Regions from separate parts of the Homo sapiens genome. Here region 1 is linked to region 2. A link is a loop called in an ENCODE intact Hi-C map of the cell type or tissue named here. Cell type or tissue: IMR-90. All regions are shown on one strand. Each heading gives the region's core, and the rest is flanking DNA. Links, peaks and the distances in the headings are about the cores only. Region 1 overlaps LOC102723576 (a long non-coding RNA gene). Region 2 has its middle 5.0 kb from the start of ADH1B.

Evidence for each region. Peaks named below come from ENCODE experiments on the same cell type or tissue, not always from the same donor. Only the 100,000 strongest peaks of a DNase experiment are listed, where the experiment ranks them.
Region 1: it touches region 2 in a loop (2.3-fold over the local background); 13 of 110 quality-filtered maps call a loop at or near these places.

Annotation. Positions count from the first base shown.
Region 1 is chr4:99,380,978-99,389,886 of GRCh38, forward strand. It overlaps LOC102723576 (a long non-coding RNA gene), which reads right to left. Exons shown (of 5, transcript XR_939020.3): 4 at 2,515-2,643. Among named protein-coding and RNA genes, the nearest start is that of ADH1C, 33 kb to the left of the region's middle. In IMR-90, for the core only: no CTCF peak of the experiment used is centred there; a DNase peak (open chromatin) is centred at 3,164; H3K27ac peaks cover 2,462 bases.
Region 2 is chr4:99,321,898-99,330,806 of GRCh38, forward strand. No RefSeq gene overlaps it. Among named protein-coding and RNA genes, the nearest start is that of ADH1B, 5.0 kb to the left of the region's middle. In IMR-90, for the core only: no CTCF peak of the experiment used is centred there; a DNase peak (open chromatin) is centred at 3,284; H3K27ac peaks cover 1,716 bases.

The DNA of each region.
Region 1 (8,909 bases), core at 2,075-4,574, 59 kb after region 2:
TTTATGATTCTATCAAATCAATTACACTGATCTTTTCTCTTTCTAATCTTATACTAGCTTGTATGATCCACAAAGTAGCAAAAGTTGTTATTCTGTATTACTCTTTTAAATTGCTACAATATTTCTGAAATAGGTCACCAACGTCAGAGCTATTCGTTAAAAATTAACATGAAGTTCTAGTTCTTGAAACTTTGAATTTTTCTTTTTCTGAGGAAGATTTTTGCAGTTGATTAAATCTGGGTTTTATCGAGGGTGCCCATGTGTCCCAATTCTGGTTCGCATATAGGTATAAGTAAAATGATTATATAATTAATTGTTGGAACTGGAACATTTTTGAGACTGAAAGGTAAGTCATTAATAATTACTTTGTAATTATATTTTCAGCAAACCAAGACATATCATTACCCATCCATAACTGTTCAAGCTGGAGCATGGGTTTTATGTGGTATATAAGCTTATCAATCATATAAATACCACTCAGTTTTTCAAGGGAGTAACTAGCATGATAAGCAAAAAATCCACATCCCTACTACTGTGAACAGAAAATGTGTATATTCACAGAGTGACAATTTTGGGGAGACTAGCAAAAACAGAAGTTCTTGACTCTAGAAGTCAAACTTTTTATTGCTAGGAGGCAGTAGGGCACTCAGATCCTATACACCATTATATTAAATTACTAAAGGCTTTGATTTCAACTCAACTCCTTCCCCACGATTGTAAATAACAAAAAAAGTGCCTATCCTGGCTCCTCACCAATATTTATCTTAGAAGTGGATTAGGAGGGAGTAATTTAAGCATTTTATGACCACAGTATATGAACATTTAGAACTCTCTTCCTTTCTCTACTTCTCATATAGTAAAAGATCATGAAACAATGCCCACAGTGCTATCTCAGGGAAACCCTGAAGGCCTGCCTTGAGTCCTGAATATCTCTTTTGGTCTTTGACATAACAATTATAACTATATTCTTCAAAGACCACAAAGCACTTTCACTAATGTGGTTTCAATCTTCATAAAAAGGAAGAGAGTTGGTAGAGTAATGATTAGTTTTTCATTATTTCACAAATGAAGAAACATTATCAAAGAGGTCAAGGTCACACAGTAAGTGGTAGGTCTTTTTTCTTTAATTTCTGTGTCTCTTCCATATACAAAATAGTTGCTATGGAAACTAGATTTGGTTGTTTTTGAAATATCTTTCAATATAACACTGTTCATCATTTAGCATTAATAAACTCACCCTGAGATTTATAATTAATATCTGAGTCTTCCCTGAGAGCAAAGTATTTGTAATGGCTAAAAACAACAATAACAACAACAAAACCAGGGTAAATCAGGTAGCTTAGTAGAATGTTGAATCATGAAAGAAGTAACAACAAATTGCATGCACTTCACAATTTTTTCTCATACCCTTCTTTACTGGGACTAACACTTGGGAAGGAACCTTAATCTTAGTGCTAAAGCAACAGCTTAGGTTTTAGTATTTCTCTTGCTGGAGAACTCTACTGTTGAAGGAGATAAGTCATTTTAAGCATCTTGCTTATTTTTTCTCTTCTTTCTTATTTGGGTCCTTCTTTTATTTAATAAGCAATTGTAATGTTTAAAAATGTAAGCAATCTCACATATATGCAGCCAAGATATGTTTCTAAAATTATGCCTAAAAAATGTAGGTTATTACAATGATGTAAATAATCCTTGTGCTCTTTATCTTTTGATAAAAAGAAATGCTCAGTTTCCCAGAGTCTTCCTGTTCCCCAATTCTCTCCCAGGGCATCTGGGGGAAGGAAGACTTTCCCACCTCCTTGCCTAGGTGAAGATCAGCTCCTCATCACTTGTGATGCTCCTCTTTCCTTCAGTCTTCCTGACAATGCCTCTCTCTGCCTGGGTGCTGCTCACCTACTGTACTTGTAGCAGAGGGCCTTATCTGGTGGAGCTCATGGTCTGGTTTATTTTGGTTGGCCAGAGCCCAGTGTTGCTCTACTGATCACTTAGCTCACTTTAGCTCTAGTTATCACAACAAACCCCATGTCTCTCTTCTGGCCTCCTGCTCTGATGGTCCATCTCAAGCTGAAGATCTTGATACATTTCACCAATTCAGACCCTGTGAATGGGAATGTTATTTGGCTCTCAAGTCACCTGATTGCTCAGTCATTCCCCTTTGCCCTGCTTGCTCTACCCTGCAAAAAGGAAATGAGATATTTAATTTCTGCCTTGGCCTTGTAGTGATGGAAAGCTGCCTTGAAAAGCTAAACTCCATGCCTAACTTCTGTCTAACCACACTTTGTTGCCACGTTAAACTCTGGTATGGGTCTGCCCTAGATTGGGCAGAAGGGCCTGTGGTTGGGCTATTTACATAGACCCAAATAAGACTCCATAGCTTCCTCTTCTAGAGCATCCCCTCTTTCCTAACACTCATTCCTGGCTAAAGTCAAGCAGAAGACATGAAGACATTTAGATATGAGTATTTTCTACTTCTCCTTCTCCCTTTTTCCCTCCCATTCCACAACCCCCTACTACCAGAGGGATGGACTTTTTCCCCTTCCTCTGTGTCACATTCTCTTCTTATCATCATACAGCAAGCCCTGGCAGTCACAGGCAGAAGGGATAGGTGTTACCATTGTGTCAGAAATCTGAGTCTTCTTCAGCCTTTAAGAAAAAAAAGAAAAGGAATTTAGAAAATTCTCTACCCTAAACAGCTTGGCTTTTAAGCTTATTGTCTTGCTTCAAAGTCCTATTTTAAACATCGGGGAGTAAATAGCAATAATCTTGATCGATATTTCTCTGGCCACCAATCATATGAATGTTTCGGGTCAATTGAGAAGAAGGTCTTAGAAGGAGATAATGTCATAGAGATATAAAGAAGTTTAAACCAGAAGGCTAGCCTTGGATCTGGGTGGAAAATTCCAATGTCATTTATATTTACTTTTATTGCCAAAGCTGAAGGTCATGGTTGTTGAATGAAAACATCTGTTTACTCTCTTTCTGGACACCCATTTCTACCATCACTCTTTCTGAACTTTGTTACATGTTTACTGAATAATTTGTAGCACTCTTATAACTTCAGGGTACCACGTGCAAAGTAAGTGAAAAACTCATGGTTTTTTAGGAGTCAAGCACTCCCAGACATGTGTTATGCATTAGTAAAAACACGCAGTCACGCTTCCTGTGCATGTGCACCATGTTTGCACTGCAGCCAAAAGAAAAGGAAAAAAAATGCTTTTCGTTCTATGTGGACATGTTCCAGGTAGAATGACACCACACATTTCAACTTTATTTCAAAACTTCTGCCTTTAAAAGGAAAATAAAGAAAGAAATGTTTATTCTTAATCTTATGGGATTAAAATCTACCTCGAACACCACACAGTAATTGGAAAGACCCAAAGGACCAAGCCAGGTGCATAAGCCATGGGGTCAGAGTTGCCTGTTTTCTTCTGAATTGTTATGATTAGAATAATTAAACAAGGAAGTTTAATAGCAATTTAATAGCTTGTTGACAAAGTTATACAAGCTAAGTTTAATATCTGTTTGGACACCTCATGTCAAATAATATTCTCAAGAATCTGAAAAGTTCAGTAAAGTTAATTGTAAGGCCAATTTGTAAAAGTCTTCTAGAACTAAAAAGATAATTAAAAAGAATATGTAGAACAAGAAAATAGTAGGAAGCAGAAGTAAAATAATATAATTTTTTTCTCTATCATAAACTTAAACATCTGCTTCCATATGTTTATTCTATAATCTCAGAATTACATAATTAGTTACTCTAAATGTAACATCAATATTACATGATATTCTGTAAAAAATATAATGAATTCTAAGCATTATGTCTTTTGAAAATGAGAACCTGTGCTTTATAAGACTTTTTGGACTTTAAATCTCTGTAGGAAAAATAAAAACATTTCCATTGTACTTTGAGGATTTTTTAAACAAAAAATTACAGCTAGATGGTATTATTTAGTCTAAATTATTTCACACATGATAAAATTAAGGGCCCTCTGAGATTATGCAATTTTTTCAGGTCACATGTAGTTGGTGAAATATCTAGAATGGGAATTCTGTATTTTCTTATATCCCTTGCTAATATGGGGGTCTGATCACAGGTTCCTTAATTCTCTAGGTTATTGCGTATTTGGATTAAATTACTGGGTTAACATGATAGATGAATAATCATGCCTCCTGTGCCTCCACCCAATGAAGCCAACAATTACTACAAAAGCTAGTATCCACAATATAAATTCAAAGGCCATAGTCAGAATAGATTTTTCATCTGTATTGAGAAGCACAGTTTTTGAGGCATACCACATACTCTAGCTTTTGAACCATATGCCAAAGGAAATATGAAAATACTTTGTTATCTCTCCTCTCTATGCCTTTTTCAGATTAAAGAGCTCTACTGACCATCAGGAAATGTTATCATTCCTGAACAGACCATGTAGAATTGTCTTTGCCCATTGGAATTATCCTACTTCTCCTAGACACATCCTGCACCATTACTACTGCTCTTTCTCTATCCAGGCTTCTTTATGAATGCAACATATTGTATAAAAGCGGTCTGGAGAAAGCACAGGGCATCCTGGTATGCTTAGTGTGAACAAAGGAAACGTATTGCAAGTGTGGATGGAGTTAGCCTGTGGGAACAGTTAATGAGGAGGTCTAGTCCCATGTGTTATGTTGCTTAATTAAGAACTGCATATTGCATGGCTAGGTGCTGTGCATGAAAATAGAATTTAGCTTTAGCTACCAAACAAGCTCCCAAGTAGACAGAATGGAAGCTTAAGGCTGTTCCACTCACCCTATCTTTTGACAAATGCAGTATCAGAAACAATTTTATATAAGAAAAAGGAAACAAGAAGAAACTAAAATGGGGCCTATAAAACAATACTGCAATATAAGGGGGGGAAGACAACACCCGAAAACATAAAAGAACATAACTTTTTATAAGAAACAAATCATAATTTTAGAAAGCAATTGGTTCATTGGTCTTCTCCAGGTGTATGAATAGAATAGCCTCTATGAAATGGATGCTTTGACCCATTACGGCTAAAGTAAAGGCTGAGCTCCAAGTGGAATCCCAGTGAATGAACAACTTACACAATAAACTAGGAATATAATAGTAAAAACAAGCAAGCAAACAAGCCAACAAATAAAAACTCAAAATGGAAATAGTAAAGACCAGAATTGACACTCTTGACGTCAAATCAGCAATCTGGACAACTTCTAGATACTTATCAAGAGACCCTAGAACAGGACAACAAAACAAAAAGATACTTCTTGAACCAAAATAATAAAAATCAAAGATATAAAAAATAGATGGTAGTAGTTTTTCATTTAATTAATATTTTGAGTACCCATTAGTCTTTAAGCATATATATTGGGCAAATTTAAACACAAAAAATCAGGATGGCTTAATAAACATCAAAGAAGCCTGAGACCTGACAGAGAGGATAATTTTTTATGGCCAGAAGGAAAATTGCATAGTCAAGGAATACCTTAGCATTAGATAATATAATATCTTAAAAGTTAGAATCATAGAGAAAATGAGAAGTCATCACTTCAAGGAACTTGGAAGTGCCAATCTAATCTAAGGGAGAGGAATGCATAAAGGTCGGGGCATCATCCATAGTGATACCTGGGTTCCAAGTTACAGAATACTAACTAAGAGTGGCTTAAGCCCTTGCTACTCAAAGTGAGGTCCACAGACCAGCAACGTGGGCATCACTGGGGTGTTTATTAGAGATGTTGAACCTCATGGCCCACTGTGCCTACTGAAGCACAATCTACATTCTAACAAGATCCCCAGGTAATTCATGTGCACATTATTCATTCATAATCAGTCGTATACTTCAGGGGCCCCTACCCAAGGGCCACCAATCAGTAACAGTCCATGGACTATTAAGGAACCAGACCACACAGCAGGAGGTGAGTGATGAGCGAGCTAACAAAATGTTATCAGTTTTTACAGCCGCTCCCTAGCGCTTGCTTTACTGCTTGAGTTCTGCTTTCTGACAGATCAGCAGAGCATTAGATTCTCATAGGAGTGAGAACTCTATTGTGGACTGCACATGCAAGAGATCCAGGATGTGCACTCCTTATGACAGTTGAATACCTGATTATCTGTCACTGTCTCCCATCACCCCTAGATGGGACTGTCTAGTTGCAGGAAATCAAGCTTAGGGCTCCCACTCATTCTACATTACGGTGAATTGTAGAATTATTTCATTATATATTACAATGTAATAATAATAGGAAAAAAGTGCACAATAAATGCAATGTGCATGAATTATCCCGAAACTATCCTCCAACCCCAGTTCATAGAAAAATTGTCTTCCACAAAACCAGCCCCGAGTGCCAAAAAGCTTGTGGACCACTAATATACTTGACATGTGAAGAGTATTTAGAATAATAATATTAAATGAGGTAAAATTATATTGCTGTACATTCTACATACAAAGAATATCTTTTTTTGAAAGTTTATACAAGACTTACAAAATACATGATGGCCTAGGAAACAAAGTCTTATTAACTCCAAAGAGCAGAAATTGTAAAGTTATATAGTCTGAAAACTAGATTAAAATTTAATTATACAGATTTAAACAAAGAAATTAACCAACCAACCAGTAAAAAAACACAAACTTTCATTAGCTATTGCTTTACAGAATAAATTAAAAATGAAATTGTGGACTTTTTGGGAAGTCATATACTGAAGTTTATAATATGCTCTCATCTGTACTAACAGGAAAAAGCTTAAGTTATTTAATAAGAAAAATTATAGCCTAGATCTTTAACTTAAGGAAGTAGAAAACCTATGACAGTTTTGTGGAAAAAGACAGTCCAAGATATACATGCGTGGTGGCAAAACTGATTCAACTGAGTTTTCATTTACTTAGCTTGTAAATAATATTCTTCAAGTACCTATGGCATTGTCATTTTTCTTTAAACTGGTTTAGAAGCCAATTATTACTCAGGTAGTGCTGCACTGCGTTCAGCTGCTCCTTGATGGTTAAAATCTTCAATTACCTGAAAAGTTGAGGCTCAGGCTAGAATTGCCCACTCACTAAATAGAGGGCTGCAGAAGGGTTTTACTTGTACTTATAGATGAGCCTCCACTGGGACAACCTGATGATCTTCCCAGAAATGAGGGAGGAGAAGAGTGTCTGATTCTTTGTGTTACTTCCTGAGGGCAAATAATGTGGGTCTGTGGTGACATAGAATCACAATATTTTTCTGCCTTGACTTGGATTCAAAGAAAAAATTTCTTGTGAATTTGTGTGGACAAATAAAAGGCAAATATGTGTGATTTTCTAAACAAAGAGAGAATTTTAAATAAATGTGTGCTTATCATATGTTCACTTATCTTACTGTAGATGTTTGATATTTGTCAGAACAGGTGCCCAGCCCTTGGGATACTTTGCTTAAGAATAAGAGAATATAAAAACTATTAATCACATATGTTCCCACAAGGAAATACAAAAATATTATATGGTTGTGCCAGAAGGTTGAAATAAATAAAGCTAGTGAAAATAAGAGCCAAGTCTTGTTGGGCTTCAGCAGAGAGCAGTGTCTCTATGGGAGATAGTGATCTATATAGAAAATGTAGGTGAGAATTGTTGTTAGGTGTGTTTCAACAAAGCTTGTGAAAAATTCTGATTGGGGTGGGAAAGAGCAAAACAAAGGAGGGTACTTTCTTTTCCTTAGCTAACTCTGTTTAGTCAACTCTTATTACTCAGTTGAAGCAAGAAATAAAAATGCCAAGATGAACTAGAGACACTTACTGCTTTTAAGGAATTTAAACTCTAAAAGTTAATGTAGGGAAAAGTTAGATACATGTTTTATTACAAGCTTAAAAAAGACTTATCACATAGGTCAAACCAGAGTGACTGAGAAATCTCCATGAATAAAGTAATTTAAACTGGGCTTTATATATTTTGACAAGTGGGCATATGAGGGAAAAATAATTCCAACTGGAGAAATACCTTCATAGAAGGGACAATGTATGGGGCATATTTTGGCTGGATGTATAGTGTGTGGAGGCAGTAGGGGAAGTAATTTTAAAAAGCAAGTAGAATCTAATTAATGTATTACTTCAAATGTTATTTGGAACAGTTTGGATTTCAAGGGTGCCCACTTTCACCACTTCTATTCAACTAGTACTGAAAATTCTAGCCAGAACAATTAGACAAGAGAAAGAAATAGAAAGCATCTGAATTGGAAAGAAAGTAACATTGTCTGTGATTTCAAATTACATTATCCTATATATAGAAAACCCTAAAGACACCACCAGAAAACTGTTAAATGAATTCAGTGAAGTTATAGAATATAACATCAACATTAAAAAAGTCATATTTCAATACAAGAACAATGACTGATTCAAAAAGAAATTGAGAAAACAATTCTATTAAAATAGCATCAAAAGGAATAAAATACTTAAGAAATAAATTTAATAATGAAGTGAAAGATCTGTACACTGAAAACTACGAAAAAACTCATGAAACATATTGAGAAAGACAAATAAATGGAAAGATATCCCATGTTCATGGATTGGAAGAATTAATATTGTTAAAATTTTCATATTACACAAAGTGACCTACAGATTCAATGCAATTTTTATTAAAATTCTGATGGCATTTTTAACAGCCTGCATAGAGCTTGCACACTCTGCATCCCTGCAGAGTTAGCACCATGTGGACATTGTCAAGGTTTGTGGGTTTTGCCTTTTGGAGTAGCAGCCTGAACTGCACTTAGGCTCACTTGAACCACAGCTGGGGTGGCTGAGGAGTGCTGTCCTGGAATGAAGGTAGCAGAGACATAGAGTGGCCCTGAATCATGAATCCCAAGGCTTTATGAGAGTTCTGGGACCTCTCTCAAAATTGTTCTGGCCTCAAATTCCTGGCAGTCTGAGTCTATGATGAGAGGAA
Region 2 (8,909 bases), core at 1,761-4,260:
CTCCACTCAAAACTAGTATGTATGGACTGAACACCTCCCTGTGTCAGGCACTAAGCTGGGTCCAGTGGAGTAGCAGTGATGAATAAGACATGACCTCTGCCTGTGCCAAGAGGCAGTATGGGGCAGCGGTGATGGCATGGCTTGTGGGACCAGGCCAACCCAGTTCCTTACTTGTTCTGTGTACTTGGACTTATTATTTCACTGAATTTTTTTTGCCTTAATTTCCTTATCTGTGAGATGAAGATGAATAATGGCGTCATTTTAAAGGACTGTTTGTGAATAAATGAAATAATCCTTGTAAAGCACTCATCATGGAGTTTTGCAGATAGGAGCACCCTCCTAAATGTTAGCTACAATTATTATTCATGAAAGAAAGCTCACAGTTTATAGTGAAAAGACACGCAGGAAACCAAGTCTACATATCAGCCTGGCTGGGAAGTGCCCTATCACAGGGGTCAGTTAATGCTTTGGGAACAGAGACAGAGTTGCTATTCAGAATGAAGGACTCAGGGGAGGCATTGTAGAGGAACAGGCATTTGTGGCAGATTTTAAATAATTGTGAGAAATGGAGCAAAATCCTCACTGGATCATTTCCATTACCCTTTGATCAATGTAGCTAGTATCCTCATGGCTTTCCAAGCATAGGAGTTTGATTTTTCTTTTATCCACACTTGGAGGCGTCATAAAACTATACAGGCAACTATTTAATTAGATATAGTCTGTCAATATGAACATGTTAGCATAGAGGACATATTTCTCTAAAATTGCCAAGGGAACATTTCAGTAAGCTTTAATTATGTAGGCACTGAGACTCACACCAAGACTGAGAAACATTCACCCAATAGAAAGCAAAGGAGGTCCTATGATTTTAGTTGCTTCTAGTTTGGAAAGGTATGACGGAAAGAAGATAGCCCCAGATAACCTGGCTTTAGCCTTCTCATCCAACTATTCCTCACCATTCTCCAATACAGGGCCTATGCTCTTTAGAAGCATGTATCTCTGTGGTCCTCCAAAGAGGAATCCATTCCTCATTCAAGCTCTTGCTCATCATGCTTTTTCTCTTCTTTTCTGTCCCTCTGGCCCATTCAAATCCTCCCCAAACTTTGAGATCTAGGACAAGGTCGCCCTTGTGGAGATATGTTAACGCCATCTCACAGTCATGCTTCACTTCTTTCCATCCCTGTCATACTAGCATCCCTCCTGTGGTTTTAGGGCCCATTCTCTTTTGTGGCCTTTATATTTAGTGTAGAGATCAGTCTCCTAAGTTCTACTGGAAATTTCTGGTCAGAGATGTTCTTGAATTTCATTTAAATCTTCAACTGTACCTAGTTTCATGTGTACAATAGGTGTTTAATGAAAGATTGTTGAATTCTTGTGCTCCTTTATGTTAGGACACGCACTGTTCTATGAGCAGTCCCATAATCCAGAAGATCTGGTGTCTCCTCTTTAAGGGATTACAGATTAGCAGTGGGATTGGCTGTGGTCAGGTAGAGAAGACAGAGAACCCTCCTGTGAAGCAGGAAGTGGTGAGTGCCAGGAGAAAGTTCAACGTGGAATCAAAAGAGGAAGACCCTACTCCGTCTTTTCATTGTGAATTCTCAGCTCTTAACTCAATGAGTGGCACAGGGTGAGTGCTCAGATATTTGTTGACTAAATTAAATGAATGACATCTAATTTGAGAATGAGGAAGCCTTGAAAGAAAGATATTTTATTAAGATTTATTAAGAAAGATGAGTTGCAGTTGAGAGGTATAGATGCAGTCAGCATATGGACAAAGAATCTTGAAAACATTTTTCTCCCCTAATACCCCCTTTTATACATTTTTCTGTTTAATCCTCTCTCACACCTGTAGACATAGCATTTCAGGGAATTATAGCCACTACCACCTTGTTTTCAAGGCCCTAATGAATTTGGAAATGTGATATCCACTTATGAGCTTGCATCACTTTGTGAACACATGGCTCCATGAACTGCCAAAAGAACTTTGGCACAAACTTCATAGAGTCAAGAGATCTTTCTTAATACCATCTGGCAACTACTCTGTGCTTACTCTTTGCCCCACCTTCTAAAAGTTTAAATGGAGGGGAAGAGCAGTTGTCACATGATTGAGTGTCAGTGTTCTAGTATCAGAGGGCCATGGCAGGCCTGTAGCAACATCTGGAATGTCCAAAGGTAACCCTGTCACTCTCTAGGGGTCACAGGGCATCACTTTCCTCTGTTTCTCTCTCTGTGTGTGTCTCTGTAAGCCAGCCCGATTCTATATTACATTTCCACCAACTACTATATTATAAATGCAGCTTATCCAGAGAGATGATATGCTTGCTTCAGTTTGGGTCAGCGATCCCCGGTGTGCTAGGCAGAATAATGGCCCTCAAAGAGGTCCACTCCTAATCCCTGGAATCTAGGAATATATTGCTTTACATGGAAAAAAACGAATTTTGTAGGTGTGATTCCGTTAAAGGTCTTGAGATGGGAAGACTAGCTTGGATTATCCAGGTGAACCTAATCTAATCTTATGGCTTCTTAAAATTGGAGAGCTTTTCCAGGTTGTGGTCAAAGAGGGAGATGTGTCTACCCACAGCCTGTAGATGGCCATGTTTGCAAGAAGGGTGTGTTAATTTTCTATTGCTGATGTAACAAATTACCACAAGCTCTCTTGGAAGGTTAGTGGAAGGCAAGGACTGGCATCTCTAATATAATTATGCATGTAATGATGAGTAGTGCAGAGATGTGACTCCAAAGCCTCGAGAAGGACAGACTAGCATCTCTGTAAGAGATCCAACTGTCTCCTTTTCCCCATGGGCCAATAATTTACCTGGATCTAAGAAATAATATTGTAACTGGCAGAAAGTACCTTCAGTACAAATTCTTCATTTTTGGGGTTAAATCATTTGGCAAAATGGTAAGATTAATATTATTGTAAAGATGATTGCTAGAAAAAAATTGTAACATTTCAAGTATGTGCATAAATAACAGACTTTAAAGCATTTTTGGGGATGAGATGCAAAATGAAGAGTGGGAGAGGGACTTTAGTAGCAATAAATAGAACTTGAGAATGGAATAGTTACATAAATAATCTATAGAATATTACAATAAGTAGAGTAAATTTTAAGTTCCTAGAGGAATTTTTGAAAATACCCACATTCAAAACCATGAATTCTTACTCAATTAGCATTTCATTTTGATTTTGGTACTGAAGCCAAAGATGTTGAGGGAACTGAAATGCTTGCTGGACTGGCTGTGGCTGTGGAGCCTGGAATTCTTCCATGAAGAGCGTGTGTGAGAGAACAAAATGTTTGTTTACATTCCTCCTGTGAAGGCAGTTGGGAAATAATCTAAGAAGCCCAATCCAAAAACAGAGATGTTCCATCCAGCCTTCTCTGTGATAGCCAAACTGCAAACGATCTGAATGCTCCACGAATGATTTACTGATGTATTTTAAATGAGTTATTGATGCATTTTAAGTTATTCTGATGATGTGCTTGGCATATGCTTAAAAGTACATTTACTGAGATGATGTGGGAATACCAAGTGTTTATTAAAACAATACAAAGTAATACAAATGGTATGGTTGTCACAATATAAAAATATCTAAAAGCTAAAGAGTTCTTTAATGGTGGAGAATTTTTTCCTTTTGAAAATTAAAAATATATTTTGTTGTAAAAATTACAACTGATTAGTATCAGTATGTAACATCCATGGAGTGCTGACTTTGCTAATCTCTGTGCACACATTGCCTTACTTATAGCAATGTTTAGCATTAACTTATCAGGTAGATACCATTGCCATGCACATTTTACAGATGAAGACACTGAGGTTTAGAGAGATTGTATAAATTTCCCAATGTAACACATCTAGTGGTGGAGCCAGGATCCCAGGAAGCCTAACTCGAGTTTAATAACCTAAATATCAATAAAATAGCTAATATCCTTGTCACTGTAAGTATGTGCCACTTACTGTTCTAAATGCTTTACAATTAACAGATCATGTAATCCTCACAATAATACTATTAGGCAGATTCTACTGTTATTACCATTTTATACAAAATGGTATAATACATACAAAATATGTATTTTGTATGTCTTCGTCAGCCTTAAAGCCACTTTTGAATTTTTTAGCATATTTTCCCAGAACATGTCAATTTTATTTCCATTTAAATTGCTTGAGATATGAGATGATGACATAGTCCCTGAAAATTTTATTCCCAGCTGTGTATCTCCCTGGAGTCTTTGACTTACTTCCATGTGGGCAGGAGGTGCTTTGCATCAGGCCACACCTGCCATCCTGGAGCCTCCTCACCCTCATCCTGGGGAATCCCTTCCCTCTTCTCAGGGTGAGAGCATCAGCTTCTCAGATACCACATCTTTCTTTGAATTAATTTATCAGTTTTGGGGCACTTCATTAGTAATCTTCTGGAGAAAAAGTTACACCAAGGGGTGAATTTATTGAGATCTTTTCTTTCTATTGGATTTCTACTGTGCTGTGATGAGTTTTAATTCTCAAGAGTTTTTTATGGCAACATATTCTTTTTTCATGTATGTAATATCTTTTTACAAATATTAATAACAGCTTTTAAAAAAATTTTGAATTTTTTTATTTCATGGATTATTTCTTCCAACTTCTTTTTTCTTTGCCTGTTTCTATCTTTCCTATTACAAAGCTAGAATCACTCCACATTTCTGATGATCTCGGTTGTCTTCTGTTGCAGGATGGGGCACTAATGAGCTATTGGGAAGCTCTGAATACAAGGGTGGCATCTGTGTCATGTGAGATTTGCTACAGAACTATCTGGCGGGATTAATTGCTGGGGGATATAATGTCAGTAAGAGTAGGTATTTTCTCTTGGGCTGGTCAGATTTTTCAAAGGATGATTTTGGAAGTTTCCATGTAGAAGACACATGCCCAGCTGCCAGCACTCTGGGGCCCAAGAGGGCAATTGAAAATTCAAATATAAGCCACTTGGGAGAAAAAAGGCAAAACCCAGGACTACCCAGGTAATTCCAAAAGCTTGTTCGCATTAATCTTGCAAGACTATAGCCAAAAATCTATTGGACCTTATAATAATCTCATCTTTAATAGTTCTAAAAGTTTTCTATTTAGGCCTGCGAGAATTTTCTTATATCCAGACTTAAATGTCTGCCATTGATAATCTTAGATTCCTGAATGATCCAGTAAGAAAACATTTCTATGACTCTATTACTCCATAATGCATAACATCTTCTTAAGGCTTTAGAGGTGACCGAGACAGTTTATATTATTTTGACAATTATTTGGTCAGACTTTTTTTAAATAATAAAAATTACAATTACAATACCTTTATTTTACAATTACATGTACATGTTGGCAGCTGGAGTCTTTCTTTATAGTTTCTTTATAAGTTAAAAAAGTAATAAAATTATAAATCTCATCCTAACTAGTAAAACCAAACAGTTATGGTTAAAAAGTTAACTTTAGTTCTTCAACTCTTTTCAGATCCTTGTTTCTGAGATGAACAGCCTGTTCTGTATATTTCTATATCTTTCTCTATGCTCATACAAACCTATATATAATTACAAATTTTAATTTGTTTTGTCTTTCACAAAAATTGGATCATATAGTACACATTACTGTGTAACTTGCTTTTTATACTTAGTGATGCATTATATTAATCCCTCCGGATTTTAAGATATAATTTTTTTTGACATGAGGACTTGCTCTGTTGCCCAAGCTGGAGTGCAGCGGCACGATCATGGCTCTGCCTCTGCCTTCCAGGCTGCAGTGATTGTCTCACCTCAGCCTCCCAAATAGCTGGGACTACAGTTGCATACCACTATGCCTGGCTAATTTTTGTGTTTTTCTGTAGAGACAGGTGCCGAGACCAGCTTGGTCAGGGAGACCCTAACCGAGCGGGCCTGAGCGTTAGAGGAATTAAAGACACACACACAGAAATATAGAGGTGTGGAGTGGGAAATCAGGGGTCTCACAGCCTCCAGAGCTGACAGCCTCAAACAGAGATTTACCCATGTATTTATTAACAGCAAGCCAGTGATAGGCATTGTTTTGATAGATTATAGATTAACTAAAAGTATTCCTTATGGGAAACAAGGGGATGAGCTGAAATAAAGAGATGGGTTTGGCTAGTTATCTGCAGCAGGAGCATGTCCTTAAGGCACAGATTGCTCATGCTATTGTTTGTGGTTTAAGAAAGCCTTTAAGCGGTTTGCTGCCCTGGATGGGCCAGGTGTTCCTTGCCCTCATTCCAGTAAACCCACAGCCTTCCAGCATGGGCATCATGGCCATCATGAACATGTCACAGTGCTGCAGAGATTTTGTTTATGGCCAGTTTTGGGGCCAGTTTATGGCCAGATTTTGGGGGCCTGTTCCCAACAGACAGGGCTTTGCCATGTTGCCCATGCTGGTCTTTAACTCCTGAGCTCAAGGGATCTCCCTGCCACAGCCTCCTAGAATGCTGGAATCACAGGTGTGCCTGACATCCGACTCCCTAGTTTTTAAAAGATTCACTTACCATTCAAAATAGGGAGTTATCATTCCTTATTTTGCCAATCAGTAAGTTTAAAATTCTTTTTTCTTCTACAAATAAGGCTGCAGTAAGTAGCCTTGTCTCTATATTCTTACACAAATATACTTTTATTTTTATGGAGTTGATTCCCAAGTGTGATATTGCTTGGGGCGTGCATGTTGGAAATTTTAATAAATATCACAAATTGCTTGTCAGAAACCTAAGACAATGCACATTTCTACCAACAGTGTAAGCTAATAGATAAGCAGTAATATCTCATTTTGCTTCATTTTGTATTTTTTGACCACTTCCAAGGCCCAGTGCCATTTAGTATGGCTGCTGGACATTTTAATTTCCTCTTCTGTGAATTTCCATCATTGTCCATTTTCCTATTATCTATTTTTAAATAAAAAAGCACTTGGATACTAGAGATATCATTTTTTGTCAATCATATATGTTGAAAATATTTTTTCTTGTCTATTATTTTCTTTCATAGTTTATTTGTTTATACCAAAATTTGAAAATTTTATCCATGCTCAGAATTTGATTTGAAATACTTTTATGAAATTATTGGAGTCAACTTCCCACTTTGTTTTTATATATCATGAGAAGTCAAAGAATCAAAGCAATATATTCTCACAACCATACGCATTTTCTCCCCATCCTCTTCAGCCTTGTGTCTATCATCCTGTTTCAGCACTTATAAAGTCACTTCTGTGGAATACTTGATTACAGACCTAGCCAATAATTTCTACGCTGGAATACATATTTATATATAAATACAATCCCTTAACTATGTAAACTATCTGCCCTATAGTACAAATTCCTTTACATAATATTCTTGAAAGTCTTAAATAGAAGCAGGCCAATCAAATTTCTTTAATAACTTTTTAAAGAATGTCAATCACATTCTTTAATAATTTATAGGAACTTGACATCGAGAGCATCCTCATGAATTCTATTGCCATGTTGTGTGCTATGGACTGAAGTTTCGTGTTCCACCAAAATTCACGTGTTGAAGTCTAATCCCCAGTGTGATTGTATTTGGAGGTGGGGCTTTTGGGAGATGATTTCACTCTCTTGAATGGGGTTAGTGCCATTATAGGAAGAGACACAAGGTGATAATTCATTCAGTCATGTGAGGATACAGAGGGAAGGTGGCTGTCTACAGGCCAGGAAGTTGCCCTTCACCAGGCACCAGTTCTGTTGGCCCCTTGGTCTTGTACTCCCCAGCCTCCATAACTGTGAGAAATAAATGTCTGTTGTTTAAGCCACCCAGTCTGTTATGTTTGGTATAGCAGCCCAAGCTTATTGAACATGATGATAGACGGAATTCTAAGCTGACTCCCAAGATTCCAGCTCCCTGGTGTACATGCCTTGTATGATCCCTTATGCTTACATGGCTTGGGGATGGAACCTTTGAATATGATGGGACAGCCACTCCATGGATTAGGTTGTGTTACAGAGCAAGTGCTGATGGAATAGTCAGGTGTGTGATCATCTGACATTATAGGAGACTCTGTTGTGTTAGACTTGAGGGGTTTTGGAGTCAGGAGTTTGGGAGCATGAGAGGATGTGCGGAGGGAACCATGCTGAGATTGTTCCCTGGTCAACAGCCAGCAAGAAACTGGAAGCCTCAGTCCCACAGCCACTAGGAACTGAATTCTGGGACCAGCAATGTGAGCCAGAAAGAGGGCCTCAAGCTCCAAAAAGGAACACAGGCCAGCCTATACCATTGAGACTGCAATTGGAGCAACTAGTTAAGCTGTTTCCAGATTTTTGACTTGCAGAAACCATGAGATAATAAATGGTGTTCATTCAAGCCAATAATTGTGTGGTAATTTGTTACTCAGAAATAGAAAACTAATATACACGTGAATAAATGTTTTATATAATTAATCACTTTCAACTCTGGTTATTTTTTCAAGCACGTTTTCAAAAACTTTAGAGTAAACTTTTATGTGTAATTAAGGGAGATGTTTAGAAAGGGATCTCTTCCAGGAAAGCCTTCAGAAAGAGGAGAGAATTTGGACAAACTTTTTCATGATATAAAAAAGACTGGTGAGTAGAGATGCCAGTGTCACTTGGGATAAGATTTTCACTTGTAGGAAGGCATGGGAGAAACTGACAAGATAATGTAACTTACTAAAAGTGTTTAAAAATAAAAAATTCAGCTTCAAATAGAAAAAAATTATAGAATAGAGACAAGATTTAGCATAATTTATGAAAGATTATGATGTAAGAATTGAAACATAGTATAACATAATTTTAAAAATTCTATATACTGGCTAAATGATAAAATTGCTTTTATTTCTGCTTCTGATATTCACATAAGGAGTTTTAAGTGGAGGGTTTAGCCAACAATTTTTGTAGTTGTGAAAAAGTAACAAAGAGACTGTAAGGACTCCAT